2 separate regions of the Homo sapiens genome follow, and region 2 is linked to region 1. Evidence: chromatin loops called from intact Hi-C (ENCODE). Cell type or tissue: endothelial cell of umbilical vein. All regions are shown on one strand. Each heading gives the region's core, and the rest is flanking DNA. Links, peaks and the distances in the headings are about the cores only. Region 1 overlaps LINC02452 (long intergenic non-protein coding RNA 2452). Region 2 overlaps LOC105369923 (a long non-coding RNA gene).

The links. Hi-C counts contacts between places; a loop is a spot of excess contacts. Peaks named below come from ENCODE experiments on the same cell type or tissue, not always from the same donor. Only the 100,000 strongest peaks of a DNase experiment are listed, where the experiment ranks them.
Region 2: it touches region 1 in a loop (3-fold over the local background); 5 of 110 quality-filtered maps call a loop at or near these places.

Annotation. Positions count from the first base shown.
Region 1 is chr12:96,160,899-96,169,249 of GRCh38, reverse strand. It overlaps LINC02452 (long intergenic non-protein coding RNA 2452), which reads left to right. Exons shown (of 3, transcript XR_945239.3): 2 at 3,819-3,943; 3 at 6,002-7,412. Among named protein-coding and RNA genes, the nearest start is that of LINC02452, 7.4 kb to the left of the region's middle. RefSeq lists a silencer at 2,665-2,959. In endothelial cell of umbilical vein, for the core only: no CTCF peak of the experiment used is centred there; DNase peaks (open chromatin) are centred at 3,609, 3,999 and 5,089; H3K27ac peaks cover 1,798 bases.
Region 2 is chr12:96,099,500-96,107,850 of GRCh38, reverse strand. It overlaps LOC105369923 (a long non-coding RNA gene), which reads right to left. Exons shown (of 3, transcript XR_945238.2): 2 at 8,182-8,232. It also overlaps the pseudogene RN7SL88P. Among named protein-coding and RNA genes, the nearest start is that of TRD-GTC2-8, 68 kb to the right of the region's middle. In endothelial cell of umbilical vein, for the core only: no CTCF peak of the experiment used is centred there; a DNase peak (open chromatin) is centred at 4,590; H3K27ac peaks cover 869 bases.

The DNA.
Region 1 (8,351 bases), core at 3,059-5,558:
CCCTCAAAGCTGAGCAATGACCTCTTTCTTCTGCCTGGCATCCACCCATTCTATATCGACTCATCTACTAGGCAGGGGCTACATGGTTGTCAGGAAACAAAGACCATCTTTGCTTAATGTTTAAAAAAAAACTTCCCATGAAGTAATTTGTCTGATTCTTTGCACAAATTCTAGCTGTACATCTCTTTTGCTCAACACCATATACTTTGTGACTAACCCAGGTAGTACTGAGCATCTGGGGCTGCAGGCACATGCCATGACACCAGGCTAATTATTTTATTTTTTGTAGAGACAGGGTCTCTCTTTGTTGCCCAGGCTGGTCTCAAACTCCTGGCCTCAAGCAATTCTCCCAAAGTGCTAGGATCACAGGCGTAATCCACTGCACCCAGCCTCTTTCAATTTCAGTATGAATAAATGTTCATTATTTGATAGACTTCATTTTGGAACAGAAATAATATCTAGATAATGGTGAAAAAAGTAGATGTTACTATTTTGGATCAAAAATAAGATACATGGCCAGGCGTGGTGGCCCACGCCTGTAATTCCAACACTTGAAAGGCCAAGGTGGGCAGATCACCCGAGATCAGGAGTTCAAGACTAGCCTGGTCAACATAGGGAAACCCCGTCTCTACTAAAATACAAAAATCAGCCAGGTGTGGTGTCACATGCCTGTAATCCCAGCTACTGGGGAGGCTGAGGCAGGAGAATCACTTGAACCTGGAGGTGTAGGTTGCAGTGAGGCGAGATGGTGTCATTGCACTCCAGCCTGGGCGACAGAACGAGACTCCATCTCAAAAAACAAAGAAACAAACAAAATATATGAATATAAAACAATATAAGAGTCTTTTTCTAAGTGACTTATAAATTGGCTTTGAGGATTAGCCCACACAAGGATTTGGGACAAGGAGTTCTAAAATGTTTTCTGTAGGGGTGTCATGGGAAAAGGAGCAGGTCTTCCAAGGGGACCAGTTAGATGGTGATGGCCGGTATCTGAATGCAAAGTTTCCAGTAAATGAGTTTTAAAGACAATAATGTTGGTTTATAGTAATATTTTATACAATATTGGACTTTTACAGGAAACTATTTGTAATCATAGTGAATTTCATTTAATAACCTAATAACTTGATTGTTTGGTACTCATGTAGAAATTGTAGGTCTTACATGATTTGGGGCTGTTGGAATCCAAGATTTTCTTCCCAATTGTTATAAGCTTTCTCCAATAGTTACTTTAAATTTGCCCATTATTGCTTTCTCTTCTCACTGTTTTCCTTTAACCTGATACTTGCTGACAATTCACCAGAGAGGTGAGCCCCTTGCATACTTCTAGACTTCCTGTACATGTTTTATCAGAGCAATAATGATGACTGTTCACCCTCATTACGGGTAAAATAAGTTAAGACAGGCTCAGGCCTAGGTTAATATGCTTCTAACTTTGACTCTAAATGAAACCTGTGTTTAGGAAGAGGGTAGCTGAGGAATCACATGTCCATAGGGGCCAGGCAGGTAACCTAAATGTATGAAGAGAGCTGGCTGTAAGAAAAGCAACAGGTGAGAAGCCCTACCATCAAAGTGGAAGCTTGGAACTGAGTCATCTGCTGGGCTATTTTAGAGACCCCCTGCTCAGAGGCCTGCTGGTCTTGGAGTGTGGCAGGCCTGATTCCACAGGTGGAGGCCACAGCCCTACTGGGTCCTGTGAGAAACAGAGCTTGGAGAGCCAGGGGAGTCCCTCTCCTGGTTCATCATCCTTAGCAGGACTCCCTGGCTCGCTCAAGCTCCATCTGATGCTCAGCCTTGGATTAGAAGGGCCCTTGCTGCCTCCTTTTCATGGGAGTTGAGAACCTCCTGAAGCCCATGCAGGACTTTGGGCTCAGGTCAGCTTGGGACTCAGGCTTATTTTTCTGGAAATGTAGCAGACTCTAAAATGCTGGCTTCCAGAGATCAAGGACTTGTATATTACTGTATTCAGGACTGAGCCAGCTGGCAAGCTGTAGTGGTTACTAAAATATCAAAATGCACCAAGTGACTCAAGGGTTAACACCTGACACAGGAGCAAAGGGCCTCCAGCACAGGCCCAGCAATATCTCCAAAGTCCTCCTGAAACCCTGAAAAACAAAACTGGTGAGTTAGGGTGAAAGCCTTCCTGTTACATGTGTTGAAAATCACCCCTGATTGTTCTTCAAATGTAACTCAGTGCCTGGCACCTTCTATAAATGAATGAACACATGAATGAATGAATGCATTAATGAATGAATGAATGAATGAATGTAGGGCTGGAGGGCAACAGCTGTTCAATACGTGTGTGTTGCATGAATGAGTCTTCATCTGCTGTTTTCTGAAAATGCAGGCATTCCTTACACACAGCAGAGCTCTCTGAATCCATCTTAAATAGCATTTTACACTGGTTTGAGAACTCAAGGTCACCCTCTTACTTGTACCTGGGCTTTTATATAATACGCTTTAATCACCTGCCTGGCAGCTGTCAGGAAAGCTTTCTGTTGTAACATATCCAGGGAAAAAGTCATATTTTGCTTTACATACTTAAGTGAAAAATTGGTCCCTGGCTGAACATAATGGAAGTCATTCGTTCTGGAAAAAGCAATTCAGAAAAAGATATCCCCTAAAAATCTAGCACAGTCCACTCAGAACTCCATCCTCTGATGGGCTGGGGAAGATCCTTAGACTTATGAGCTATTTTGAGGGGGGTAGGGGGTACTTTAATTTCCCATAAGGGCAAGTGTCTAGGAAATCTGTCTACTAACTGTAACTGTTTGCTCCTGAAATGTGTGATTGGCCCCATCTGAGAGGTGACGGATGCTCCTTTTAGTGCCTGGCAGTCCCCATTACAGCGAGTGTGGAAGTGACTTCTGTGATCCCTAGCCAATGTGAAGCCTTTCAGTCAGGAAGAAGAGTGGAGAGAAACTTCTTACATTTCAAAGTTTGCCCTTGAGAAGGCCTTTTCCCTCACGCCCCTCTTCCCAAAACCAGGGAATCTGATAACATTTTTCTATAATTTTTTTTTTGTCACCTATCTATGTAACCAGAGGCAGAAAGGAACGACTTGGTTTAAAACACAAGGCCGAGGCATAAGGTGGCGTGAGTCCCCAAAGCTGCTCCCTGGTTTCATCTAGGCCCTCTTCTTTCAGATTTAGTGATGGAATTCTCCCTGTTAGAGCCGTGGTTTTCATAACCCTAAAACCAGAGCTGTGCGGCCTCAGGGTGGGCAGCCGAGATTCCTGTGGCAGCTTCTTCTGAGCCCTGGGGGGTGGGAGGACAGACGGCAAGCGGGGTGGAAAGGGACAACTCCAGCCCTCACTAGTTACTTGGGGGTGGAGTGAGGATACATTTCTTGTGTCCCTTATGGTTGAGTTTCTCAAAGCTCATCTCTGGCTGAAACCAGGGAGCCGAACCAAACCCCTGCCTCGTGGGAAGCAATGATGTAGCCACTTTCAGCTTTTGTTCAAATGCTCCTGAAAGGGAGCCGCCCTATCACACACGGAACTTCAGGAAAGCTCATGCCCTCCCCAGAAATGACAAATGGAAAAGACAGAACAGTCTCCGGCCAGGCCAGGATACAGTCTCTGGAAAGAGATTGTTTTTGTCTCCATTGCCATAGAAAACACATCCTTTTAACTTAATAAGTAGGGAAACAGCATAATCACACGCGCTGGAGGTTACCAAGGTGAACAGAATCCAAGATTAAAATCTGCCAGTCCAGGGGTGCATGGAAGCATGGGAGGCCCAAAGAGGAAATCTAGTTTGCTGTTGGTAAATTTTTTTGGATGCTGTTTATGTTTGAACTTTTCTCTGTTTTCCTGTAGAAACTTCCGTACCCTCTTCCTGTGTCCCTACAAAAGCCTGGACAATGCAGTCCCAGCCCTGCTGCAGAACATGGGCAGGCCCCACCTTCCTCCTTCCTGCAGGGATATCCTTTCCTATAGAAGAGGTAAGAATGTAAGGTTCATGTGAAAATGTGATTATATTCCTTATCTCAGTCATTTCATGATTTGCTGTTTGGCGACAATAAGTCAGCCTGGCCACATTCACAATAGAGGTGGCCCCGGTTCCTAGTTTTGGCTCGTGCTGTTTTCTCAGCTGAAGAGGGCAACCGGCTGTTAAAAACGCTGCCTGTTTTCCAGGATCTTATCAGGAGTTCATGTCTAAGGCCAGAAAGAGAAGGGAGGGCTCCATTTTTTTTCCTCTCTCCTCATTGTTTCCAACTGAATTGGCAGGAAATAGGAGTCCTCCACCTGTCCCTCTCGGGAGCAAAATTGATTCGATTCCATTTTTCAGATGTATCCGCTACCACCAGAAATTGGGGACATTTCCGCTCACCCCAAAATGAATGCGTTCCTGGATTGACACAAATGACATCTTTCAGAATTGCAAATTAATCACATTTAAATGGGGATGTTTGGGACGGGGGATTGGTGTCAATTGCCCCACAGAATCTCAGGTTTGCTTTCTCTTCTCATTCACCCTTTTGTGAAGTGCCTTTTAGGGCTGTGGGGCTTGACTGACTCCAACAAGTTTGTGTGAATGTGGTGTGTGTGTGTGTGTGTAGTGTGTGTGAATGTGGTGTGTGTGTGTGTGAATGTGGTGTGTGTGTGTTTAGTGTGTGTGAATGCGGTGCATGTGTGTAGTGTGTGTGGATGTGCTGTGTGTGTGTAGTGTGTGTGAATGTGGTGTGTGTGTGTAGTGTGTGTGAATGTGGTGTGTGTGTGTAGTGTGTGTGAATGCGGTGTGTGTAGTGTGTGTGAATGTGGTGTGTGTGTAGTGTGTGTGAATGTGGTGTGTGTGTGTGTAGTGTGTGTGAATGTGGTGTGTGTGTGAATGTGGTGTGTGTGTGTGGTGTGTGTGAATGCGGTGTGTGTGTGTAGTGTGTGTGAATGTGGTGTGTGTGTGTGTGTGTGTAGTGTGTGTGAATGTGGTGTGTGTTTGTGTGTAGTGTGTGTAGTTTGCATGTACCATCAATGGCGTGGACACTCAGAGAACTGAAATCCTTCGCTCAGGGTCTCACATAAATCAAAACAGTTCCCTTTCACAGCTGCCTTAGAGCATATGTTTCAGGCAGGGTAATACAGGATCCAGACAGAAGCTAAGTCCATTTCTCAAGACTCATAGTGGGCTTGTGGTTGACCTAGTATTTTCCACTTAACCCAGTTCAGCCAATTCAGCCAATTTGAACAAAAATCAGGGTCTGTCTAGATGCTTTATTTCATCTAAAAACAACCCCAGATGATTCTATTTTGAGGGGATCAATCATTTTACTACCTAGAGAAAAAGCTTAAACATAGGAATTACATAAACCACAGTATTCCATAAACAGAAGGACCTTCCTACTCAATGTCAACACTTCGTGTTGGAGCTTAGACTCAGAAACTGGGCAGTTGCTAGATGGAGCCCTGAAACAATCCATTTCCAACTACCCTCAAGAGCACAAGAAGCAGAAACAGCATTTTGATTCCACCCTAGTGGGGTCCTGGTTTTCCCAGGTCACATTATCCTCAATCCAGGGTCCTGACTAAGACCAAAGAGGTCATGCTCCTGCCCCATCTTGTTTAGGAACTCCAGCTCCTCACACCCACTGCAACCATGGTGGCTGCCTGTGGTTCTTGTGTTGTGTGAGGATATTTGCAGGCAGGACAAAATGTTCCAGACTCCTTCCTCCCTGTGGGTCCTAGGGGACCCATGAGGTATCTGTGCTCCCAGAGCTCCCTGCTTCTTGACCCCCTGGGCTGTATTTGATGGGAGCCACCCGCCTCTGCCCCACTCATGCTCATCCTTGGGTACCCAACTGATGTTCTAAATATGGATGTCAATAGACGGGCCAAAAGCCACGTAGATAGAAAGAGTGTTTCCACGCAAGTGAGACAACCAACTTAAAATCAGCCTCTCAGAAATGAGATCTGTGGGAGAAAAATATTTTAACCTCCTTGTATTGTATGAACCAATGCTTTCCTTCAACCCCAATGTTTCCTTTCTCTCCTTGGTGCTTGCCCAGGTCCCTGTGCCCTTTGAAGCAGTTGGGCTCTTCTGCACTGACTGCCTCAGAGAAAGGATGTTACAGTGGAAAACAGAACCGGGAAAAGACTTCCTGACTTTGGAGTTTCAAAAGCTTAGTTCATTAGAGAAATGGAAAAGACTCAGAAAGGATTAAACACTGGGCAGAAGTATTGTGAGTGAGAACCAAATTCCTTACTAGTCCTACCACCTGAGCTTCAAGGATTGTGGATATCCAGTGGGGAGGAGAACTGATGGGGACTGGGGCGAGAAGGTCAGATCTGAAGAAACTCCAGGGGCATGAGCAGACCCAGCATCCATGGACAACGCAGTATCCACTCACATGAGCCTGTGCACCACCGGTGCATCGGGGCTGCACTGGTTGTCTTGTCCTTTGGCATCCAGTGAGGACTTCCTAGGAGGGCTGTTGGCATTTTCCTCACTGACCATTTAGCAGGAATAACAACTGTCTTTGCCTCCAAACCTGGCTATGTTGCAGTTAAGAAGACTGATTCCATGCGGTCAACCTAATATGCAATATCTCATGGTGCTTGTAAGCCCCCAAGAAGGAGGATGGGGCCTTTGTGTACGTGGCAAGGTAGTGCCATAGAAGGAAAAGTTTCTGAGTCTACAATTGAAGGCAAATGGAACCAGCTCAAGATTTTCCTCAAAGAATAACAATGGTCAAGCTCTGCTCCCACACCAAACTCTCCTTATTATATGATCCTCTGGCCTTCTACAGAGTGCTACATTGCTCTTCCATGTTGAAAAACTTTGAACTATTTCCCACAGAGCTAGTCCAGTGGTCTATTTGGGTGATTCTACTCTGTGTTGCATTTCTAGTCTCTGACCTAACCTTGACCTTGACCCTGATCTTGGGTACTTGCTTGGTTTTCCTGGTTCTCACACCCCTCATCATAAACCATGCCCTCCCCAGCTCCCAGGCCAGGTGTGTAGCAGGCTTTATCTCCCCTTCTTTACTGGGGTGTCTCAATGTCTCAGCCACCCTACATACCTGGAGGTTCCTAACCTCCATGAAACCCTCAAACCACAACCTCCCTCATTTTGCCTAACATGAAGTGGATCACAGGTAACATGGCATCCTCAGGATCACACCATAAGCACCAGATGGAGAAGGGTTTTGCCTGGGATGAGTCAAGGTATTACATTAATGGGACCAGCTTGGGCCAGCCACTGGCTGGGATCCCCTCTCGTCACATGGAATCCCTTCCTTATTCTCTTTCCTCCCATGACTGGTATGGTTAGACCATCCTGGGGACAAACTCACCCTTCTCTTCACTAGAGGAAGGGTGGTGGGAGAGGAAATAACTTCTTCTGCAGCCTAGAGGTGAGACCCAGAGGACCACAGGAATGGGCCTGGAGGGCAAGTGGCCATAGCTGAGACTTTAAACCAGAGAAGAAAGAGGGCAAGGAAACCAGATCAGTCACCAATGCTAATGTCCTCTGGGCATGTCAACACTAAGAAGATGAAAATGGAAAACATGAAAAGGAAGTATCACTTCTGGCTTATGTTATGTACTTGGCACAGTGTTAATTTCCATCCTTGCACCTTCCCCGTGCCCTTCTCTGCTTCACAGGGGCCTAATTAACATTACACAGTGTCCTATAGGCCTCAGATGAAAGCTATTATAAAAGTGCAGAAACGGTCACCGTCATCACAGACCCTAATTTGATAAGAAATTCCTTTCAGCCTGAAGTGAGTATTAACTATATTCGAAGGTCTAGGAATGTTGTCAGTGTGTGTTTCAAAGGTTACCACTATCTGGGGGGAATGCACCATGAAAGGAGATTTTTCATGGTGAAATTATAAAAGTATTTAGAGTTGAAAAAAAGAAAAGACACAAACATTGAGAGATTATGAGTGACAATGAAATCAGACTAGTTAGCAGAAACAAAGCAGGGCCTCAACCAGGTGACAGCAGGACTGATTTTTACGTCAGGTCTTCAGGTCAAGTCTATTAAAGGAACAGCTGGGCCCATGAGCTTTCATTGCAGTGCTATTTCTCTGCATTGAATACTGGCTAAAATTAATGGGGCATAGGATAGGGCTGGAAAATTTTTATTAAAATGAGAGGCTTTTGTGGTAAATTATGGTAGCTAGGGGTTTAAGGTTGAGGGGAGGGGAAGGTCCTGGAACATTTCTTCTACCAATTGCCCTAGCAATTATATCCATCTTTGGAATCTTAATGCCTGGCTTCTAATCCCAGGTAAACTTGGAACAAGTGATTTAACCTTTTTGTGCCTTAATGTCCTCATTTGTCAAATGAAAATAGTGAAAATGCCAACCGGGCACAGTGGCTCACACCTGTAATCACAGCACTTTGGGAGGC
Region 2 (8,351 bases), core at 3,614-6,113, 62 kb after region 1:
CTAGGCTGTCCCCTCCCCTGCCTTCCCCAGACCCCATCACAGTGGTGTTGGAAAGTGGAATAGCCAGTGGCTGGGGAAGGAGGCTTTGGATTCTGGCAGTCCTGCCTTTAACTCCCGGCACCATCACATGGGTTTGTTACTCAGTTTCCCCATCTGTAAAATGGGGACGATGATCGCTATTCCAGCGATTTGCTTGGAGGGTTGAATGAAACAACAGAGGTGTAAAGAGAACTTTTTATGTATCAGAATTCCTCTTAGGAAGGTAGAGCTGTCTTTGTTGAGAAAATACTTTGCTAAGTTCAAGTAGGAACCGAGATCCTTCTGGCCGGAGGTGGGAGGGAACGCTCCCAACAAGACAAAGGGAGGATTTTGTTTGCAACTCCAGGGAGGAAGTGGGGGGCCAGGAGAGGGCGGAAGCCCAGTGCTCCAGGAATGACCCCTCCCCATGGATACCGCACTCCCATCCCCACCCTCCACCAAAATCTTGAATCAGGTTTACTGAATTCATGGAACACTTGAAGTAATGAGGAAAGCAGAGAGGGGCTGAGTTGTGTCTCTGGGGAGCTCTGAAACAAAACCATAGTAGCATTTCAGAATGAGAGGGGATGGAGGCAAAGGACAGCTAAGGACAAAAGACACAGGACCCCGGGCTGGGCGTGCTGGCTTACGCCTGTAATCCAAACTGTTGGGACACTTTGGTAGGCCGAGGCAGGTGGATCACAAGGCCAGGAGTTCAAGACCAACCTGGCCAACATGGTGAAACACCATCTATACTAAAAATACAATAGCCGGGTGTAGTGGCAGGCACCTGTAATCCCAGCTACTCGGGAGGCTGAGGCAGAGAATTGCTTGAACCCAGGAAGCAGAGGCTGTAATGAGCTGAGATCATGCCATTGCACTCCAGCCTGGGCAACAGAGTGAGACTCTGTCTCAAAAAAAAAAAAAGGAAAAAAAAAAAAAAGACGCAGGCACCCTCCTAAGAAGAGATTGGACTATCAAGGGCAGCAAATCTGAGAGGTAGGGGCACCAGCCACAACCTGCATATGCAAGAAAACAAATTGTAGTTTAGTATCATTAGCCCCTGTTTCGTGCCTTCCTGGGTCTTTCCTTCTTGACCTTCCATCTGGTTAGACATTGCTTCCTTCAGGAAGCCTTCTCTGATTTTCCATACATGGGTAAGAACTGTACATTCTGAGCTCCCTTGTTCATTTTCATCCTGGAGATGTCACCCTGAGTTATAATTGCTCGTTTGGATGCCTGGTCTCTCCTACCAGACTATACACTCCATGGGGTGTACATCTTTTACACCACTGTGTTCCCAAACCTGGCATAGCACCTTGTACATCTGTTTTCAATAAAATACATGTTCAGCAAATGACAGTCTCATAGAAAAAGCCCAGTCTTTGGTGTTCTATAAAACCTGGGTTCAGATCCTGACTCTGTCACTTAAAAGCTGTGTAACTCTGGGCGTATTACTTAACCTCTCTGAGCCTCACTCATCATCTCTGTAAACAGGTGTAAGGTACAAGGTCAGTGTGAGGACTCAATGGGAGGAAATGTGGAAAGTGTGGTGCATGGCCACAGTCAGCACTCAGCAGATGTTGGGTTCTCATCTCTGTCTCCTATATTTAACACATCTATTCCAGCCACATGTCCCCACCAAGCCAGGGCCCTCGGCACCTTATAAAACCTCCTACTTGTTACCTTACTTCACACTGTCTGTCTCAGATGTATTAAGCTCTTCCTTTGTACCAGATACTGCTCTAAACTAGGTGTCAGCAGACTACAGCCTGTGAACCAAATCTAGCCCCACACCTGTTTTTGTATATAATGTCCATGAGCTAAGAAAGGTTTTCACATTTTTAAATGGTTAGGAAAAAACTAGAAATAATATTTCATGCCACATAAGAATTATTTGAAATTCAAATTTTAGTGCCCATAAATAAACTTTTTTTTTTTTTCGAGACAGCTTCTCACTCTGTTGCCTAGGCTGGCGTGTAGTGGTGTGATCATGGCTCACTGCAGCCTTGACATCCGGGGCTTAAGCCATGCTCCCACCTCAGCCTCCCGAGTAGCTGGTACTACCCGTGCGCCACCACGCCAGGCTTATTTTAAACTTTTTTTGCAGAGATGGGGTTTAGCTATATTGCCTAGGCTGGTCTTGAACTCCTGGGCTGAAGTGGTCCTCCTGCCTCTACCTCCTGAAGTGCTGAGATTATAGGCCTGAGCCACTGCACTCAGCCATAAATAAACTTTTATTGATATATAGCCATACAAATTATTTTTCATCTTGTCCATGGCTGCTTGTCTCTTTGGGCTGCTACAACAAAATAGCGCCTTATAAACAACAGACATTTATGTCACACAGTTCTAGGAGTGGGGAAGCCCAAGATCAAGGCCCCAGCAGATTCAGTGTTGGGTGAGGGCTTTCTAGTTTGTAGAAAATTCATTTCTAATTCATTTCTAGATGATACCTTCTCCCTGTGTCCTCACATAATGGGAGAGGCTAGCTAGCTCTCTGGGGCCTCTTTTACAAGGGCATTAGTCGCAGTCTTGAAGGCTTTACCCTCATAGCCTAATCCCCTCCCCAAAGCCCCATCTCCTGATACTATCACCCTGGGGGTTAGGATTTCAACATGCGAATTTGGGGGGACACAAAACATTCAGACCATATCCTCTGCTTTTTTTTTTTTTTTTTTTTTTTGAGGCAGAGTCTTGCTGTGTCACCCAGGCCGGAGGGCAGTGGTGCGATCTCGGCTCACTGCAACCTCGCCTCCCGGGTTCAAGCGATTCTCCTGCCTCAGCCTCCCAAGTAGCTGGGATTACAGGTGTGCATCACCACGCCCGGCTGATTTTTATATTTTTAGTAGAGATAGGGTTTTGCCATGTTGGCCAGGCTGGTCTTGAACTCCTGACCTCAGGTGATCCGCCCGCCTCAGCCTCCCACAGTGCTAGGATTACAGGCGTGAGCCACTGCACCAGGCCTATAGCTTCTACTTTTGGACTACAATGGCGGAGTTGAGCAGTTGTTGCAGAGACCATATGGCCCACAAAGCCAAAAATACTTACCATCTGGCCCTTTTTAGAAAACGTTTTCCAACCCCTGTTCTAAGCAGTGCCCACACTGATGACTCTCAAGCCGTCATAAGCCATGTGAAGTCAGCCCCAGTACTTCTCATTCTACAGTGGAGGAGCCCGAGGTGGAAAGAGGTTAAGTCCCATGGCCACAGTCACACAGTGGTAGATGGTAGAGTTGGGACCAAGCTCCTATTGCCTCTGAAAGAGGAGGTCACTGCTCAGGAGGCTGGGGACAACCCTAGACAGCCTCCATGCTGTGCTGGGGAGCCTGGCCTGGAAGGTTCTTGATCAGGGGAATGACATAATAAAGTGAAACCCTAAGGTGACCACTATGGTCACTGACTTGCAGGAGAGAGTGGGTGGGAGAAGTGGGATAGAGGAAGGACTAAGAACTGGAATTTTGGAACTAAACTTCCTGGTTTGGGTTGCAGCCAGCCACTGATCTCTGCCACCTTGGACAAATTAATTAGTGTCTCTCTGCCTAATTTCCTTCACTCTACAAAGAAGATAATAATAGAATCTGGATTCTACCTTATGGGGTTGTTGGAAAGATTAGAAGAGAAAGTTCTGTCTTATTTATCTGCCTTTGAGCACAGAGAGGCCCTCAATCAGTGTTAGCTATGGTTATGCCTGTTATTCATCCCAAAGGGAATATATATATATATGTGTGTGTGTGTGTGTGTGTGTATATATATGTGTGTATATATATGTGTATACATATATGTGTGTATATATGTGTGTGTGTGTGTGTGTATATATATATGTGTGTATGTGTGTGTGTGTGTATATATATATATATATATATTTAGATGGAGTCTTGCCCTGTTGCCTAGACTGGAGGCTGATGTGCAATGGCAGATGTGATCTCGGCTAACTGCAACCTCCACCTCCTGGGTTCAAGCAATTCTCCTGCCTCAGCCTCCTGAGTAGTTGGGACTATCGGCGTGCACCACCACGCCTGGCTAATTTTTTTTTTTTTTTTTTTTGTATTTTTAATAGAGACGAGGTTTCACCATGTTGGCCAGGCTGGTCTCGAACTCCTCACCTCAGGCGATCTGTCCACCTTGGCCTCCCAAAGTACTGGGATTACAGGCGTAAGCTACCATGCCTGGCCTCATCCCAATAGGAATCTACTGCTCCCTCCGTTCCAGGTGCCATTCCAAGCAATCAGGATGCAAAAAGGAAGAAAGAAAAATGAACCAAGTCTGATACCTGCCCATAAAGAGCACACAGACCACTATGAGGGACAGAGGAGTACATGAGTACCTGGGGAGTGGTGTGACAAGTGCCAGAGTGGGCTATGGCGGAGATCAGAGAGAGGAAACACCTTGTTCTACTTCTCCCTTCTGTGGCTCAGGTTCTACTCCTTCCTGAGCGCACCAGGCATCCTGTTGGGTTTGCCCTAGGCCTCTTCTCCCCAGGCCCTGGAGCCAGCCTGAATGGGGAATAACATGGGCACAGGCAGTTTTCCAGCGCCCTGGCTCGAGGCTGTGTCTGGAAGACTGTACAGTACATATCAGCCGGAAGTAGAGGGCCCCTGGGAGAACACGGGCAGGGGAATAGCTTGGTCACTTCCACTTACCAAACAGCAAAACAACAAATTCACAGCAAGGGATGTTGATGCCAAAAACCCGTCAGGTTCCAGCCTGGAATCTTGTATTTGTCAGATGAGTGTGCCCTTGAGGTGCAGCAAGAATCCACAGCAATTAAGAATGTGATCATAAAATGTGCCAGCAGCTCCTGCCTGCCTTGGTTTTTATTTTATTTTTTTATTTTTTGAGACGGAGTTGTGCTCTATTGCCGAGGCTGGAGTGCAGTGGCGCCATCTCGGCTCACGGCAATCTCCGCCTCTTGGGTTCAAGCGATTCTCCTGCCTCAGCCTCTCCAGTAGCTGGGACTACAGGCACCTGCCACCATGCTTGGCTAATTCTTTTTATATTTTTGGTAGGGGCAGGGTTTCGCCATGTTGGCCAGGCTGGTCTCAAACTCCTGACCTCAGGTGATCCGCCCACCTTGGCCTCCCAAAGTGCTGGGATTACAGACATGAGCCACCACACCCAGCTGGTTTTTTTTTTTTTAAACTACCATTAATTAGTGTTTGGTTTGCCATTTACAAGTGTGTATTTATGTGTATGCATATGTAGCTATGCCTGGAAGAAAGACTGGAAAGATACACGGGTGACATTCGACTGGGGTGGCAGTGAGGCAATTGGGGAGTAGAAGAGAAAAGTGGAGGCTGTTTATTAGCATCCACTAAATGTTTCACCCCAAATCCTCATGCCTGTCCTTCCTCCTTGAGTAAAGTACTTCAAGTATATACATATTTCAAAAGCTCCCCCAAGTAATTCTGAAATATGTTCTTCCCTTTCACTCCACATCTCATGTCTAATTTATCCACATATATCAAATGTTAACAGTAGTTATATCTGAGTATTGGGATTATAATGATTTTAAAACTTTTCTTTTTCTTGTTCTTCTTTTTTTTTTTTTTTTGCTTTGCTGGTGTTTAAAAATTCTACCATGGCTAGACGTGGTGGCACTTGCCTGTAGTCCCAGCTACTCAGGAGGCTGAGCAGGGAGGATTGCTTGAGGCCAGAAATTCTGGGCTAAAGTGTGCTATGCCAATCAGTTATCCGCACTAAGTTCAGCATAAATATGGTAATCTCCTGGGAGCAGGGGACCACCAGGTTGCCTAAGGAGGGGTGAATCAGCCCAGATCAGAAACAGAGCATGTCAAAACTCCCATGCTGATCACTAGTGGGATAGTGTCGGTGAATAGCCACTGCACTCCAGCCTGGGCAACATAGCAAGACCCTGTCTCTAAAAAAATAAAAATAAATTCTACCATGAACATGTAAACTAGTATAATAGTTAAGTGTGTTTGTTCTAGAACCAAACTACCTGAGTTTAAACTTAATAGTGGTAGGTCACTGTAACTCAGTGATGTCATCTGTAAAAGGAGAAAAATAATAACAGCTATCTAATTGGGCTGTTGTGAGAAGTAAATGACAATACAGATACAGCTCTTAAAGTAATGCCTGGTACATGTGATGCTTAATATGAGTTACTCCTTACTATTAAAACATAAGGAAAGTTAGCAATACATTTTAAAATTTAAGAACATTTTGAGCTGGATGTGGTGGCACGTGCCTGTAATCCCAGTACTTTGGGAGGCTGAGGCAGGTAGATCACTTGAGGTCAGGAGTTCGAAAAATACTGCCTGTACTAAAAATACAAAAGTTAGTCAGGCATGGTGTTGCATGCCTGTAATCCTAGCTACTCGGGAGGCTAGGCCAGGAGAATTATTTGAACCTGGGGGACTGCAGTGAGCTGAGAACCTTGAATCGCTTGAACCTGGGGGGCTGCAGTAAGCCAAGATCATGCCACTGCATTCTAGCCTGAGCGACAGAGCCAGACTCTGTCTCAAAAAACAAACAGAAAAGAACATTTGGAAATATATATATATATATTTATATATATATATATTTATATATATATATATTTATATATATATATATTTATATATATATATTTATATATATATATATTTATATATATATATATTTTTATATATATATATATTTATATATATATATATTTTTATATATATATATATTTATATATATATATATTTTTATATATATATATATATATATATATATATATATATATATATATGAAGAAGAAAAGGAGGCCGGGTGCGGTGGCTCATGCCTGTAATCCCAACACTTGGAGAGGCTAAGACGGGCAGATGACTAGGTCAGGAGTTCGAGACCAGCCTGCCAACATGGTGAAACTCTGTCTCTACTAAAAATACAAAAATAAGCCAGGCATGGTGGTGCGTGTCTGTAATCCCAGCTACTCAGGAGGCTGAGGCAGGAGAATCACTTGAACCTGGGAGGCAGAGGTTGCAGTGAGCCAAGATCGTGCCATTGCACTCCAGCCTGGGCAACAGAGCAAGACTCCGTCTCAAAAAAAAAAAAAGAAAAAAGAAGAAGAAGAAGAAAAAAGAACCGACGATCTTGGCATGCCTTTGGATCTTATCTGAGCTGGATGGCAAGCCCAAGCCCTACTCTTCCCCATCTGTGAAGTGGGAAAACAATAGGCTCTACCCGATTCTGTTGTGGGGATCAGATAGGAAGGGAAGAGATGGGAAAGGGCTATGAAAACATAAAGCAAAATTTTATAGTGAGGAGTGTTTATTGTAATTAGGAAGAGGATTATGCAGCATTGAAAAAAGAAAAAAAAAAAAGGCCAGGCGTGGTGACTCACGCCTGTAATCCCAGCGCTTTGGGAGGCCGAGACAGGCAGATCACTTGAGGTCAGTAGTTCGAGACCAGCCTGGCCAACATGGAGAAACCCTGTAAAATTACAAAAATTAGCCAGGCGTGGTGGCACATGCTTATAACCCCAGCTACTTGGGAGGCTGAGGCAGGAGAATCACTTGAACCCGGGAGACAGAGGTTGCAATGAGCCGAGATCACGCTACTGCACTCCAGCCTGGGCAACTGCGCGAGACTCCATCTCAAAAACACAAACATAAAAACACACACCAGCAGCCAGCTGCAAAGGCTGGTGGCAACAGGAAGGGGACGCTGGGCTTCCTCTTCCTGCTCTCTGGTTCCAGCCCAGAAACTACACCCTGGCTGGAGGAAAAAGATTGAACCTTACTGAAAGGCACAACAGCCATTCCTTTTTCTGTCAGACATTAAGTGGTATCTGCTTTGTATATGCACTTCTCTTCCTTTCTTTCCATTCATTTTTGCCTTTGGTGCTTTTTTTTTTTTTTTTTTTTGTAACATTATTTCTTAGCAAGTTACAGGCAACCCAAAAGCTAATACTCAGTAAACATTTATTACGTGCCCATTATAGACCTGAATGTTTGTGTCTCCCAGCCCCAAATTCGTATGTTCAAATCCTAACCCCCAATGTAATGGCATTAGGAGCTGGGACCCTTGGGAGGTGATTAGGTCCTGAGAATAGAGCCTTCATGAATGGGATTAATGCCCTTTTAAAAGGGATCCCAGAGAGCTCTGTCGGCTCTCTGCTGTGTGAGGATACAACGAGAATACAGCCATCTACAAAACAGGAAGCAACACTCACCATTCATGGGATCTGACGGTGTCTGGATCTTGGACTTTCCAGCACCTAGAACTGTGAGAAATAAAGTTCTGTAGCTTCAGCCACCCAGTCCATGGTCTTTGTTATGGCAACCCAAACTGACTAACAGAGTCCCAGGCATCATTCTCAGACTACATGTAGTAACTCATTTA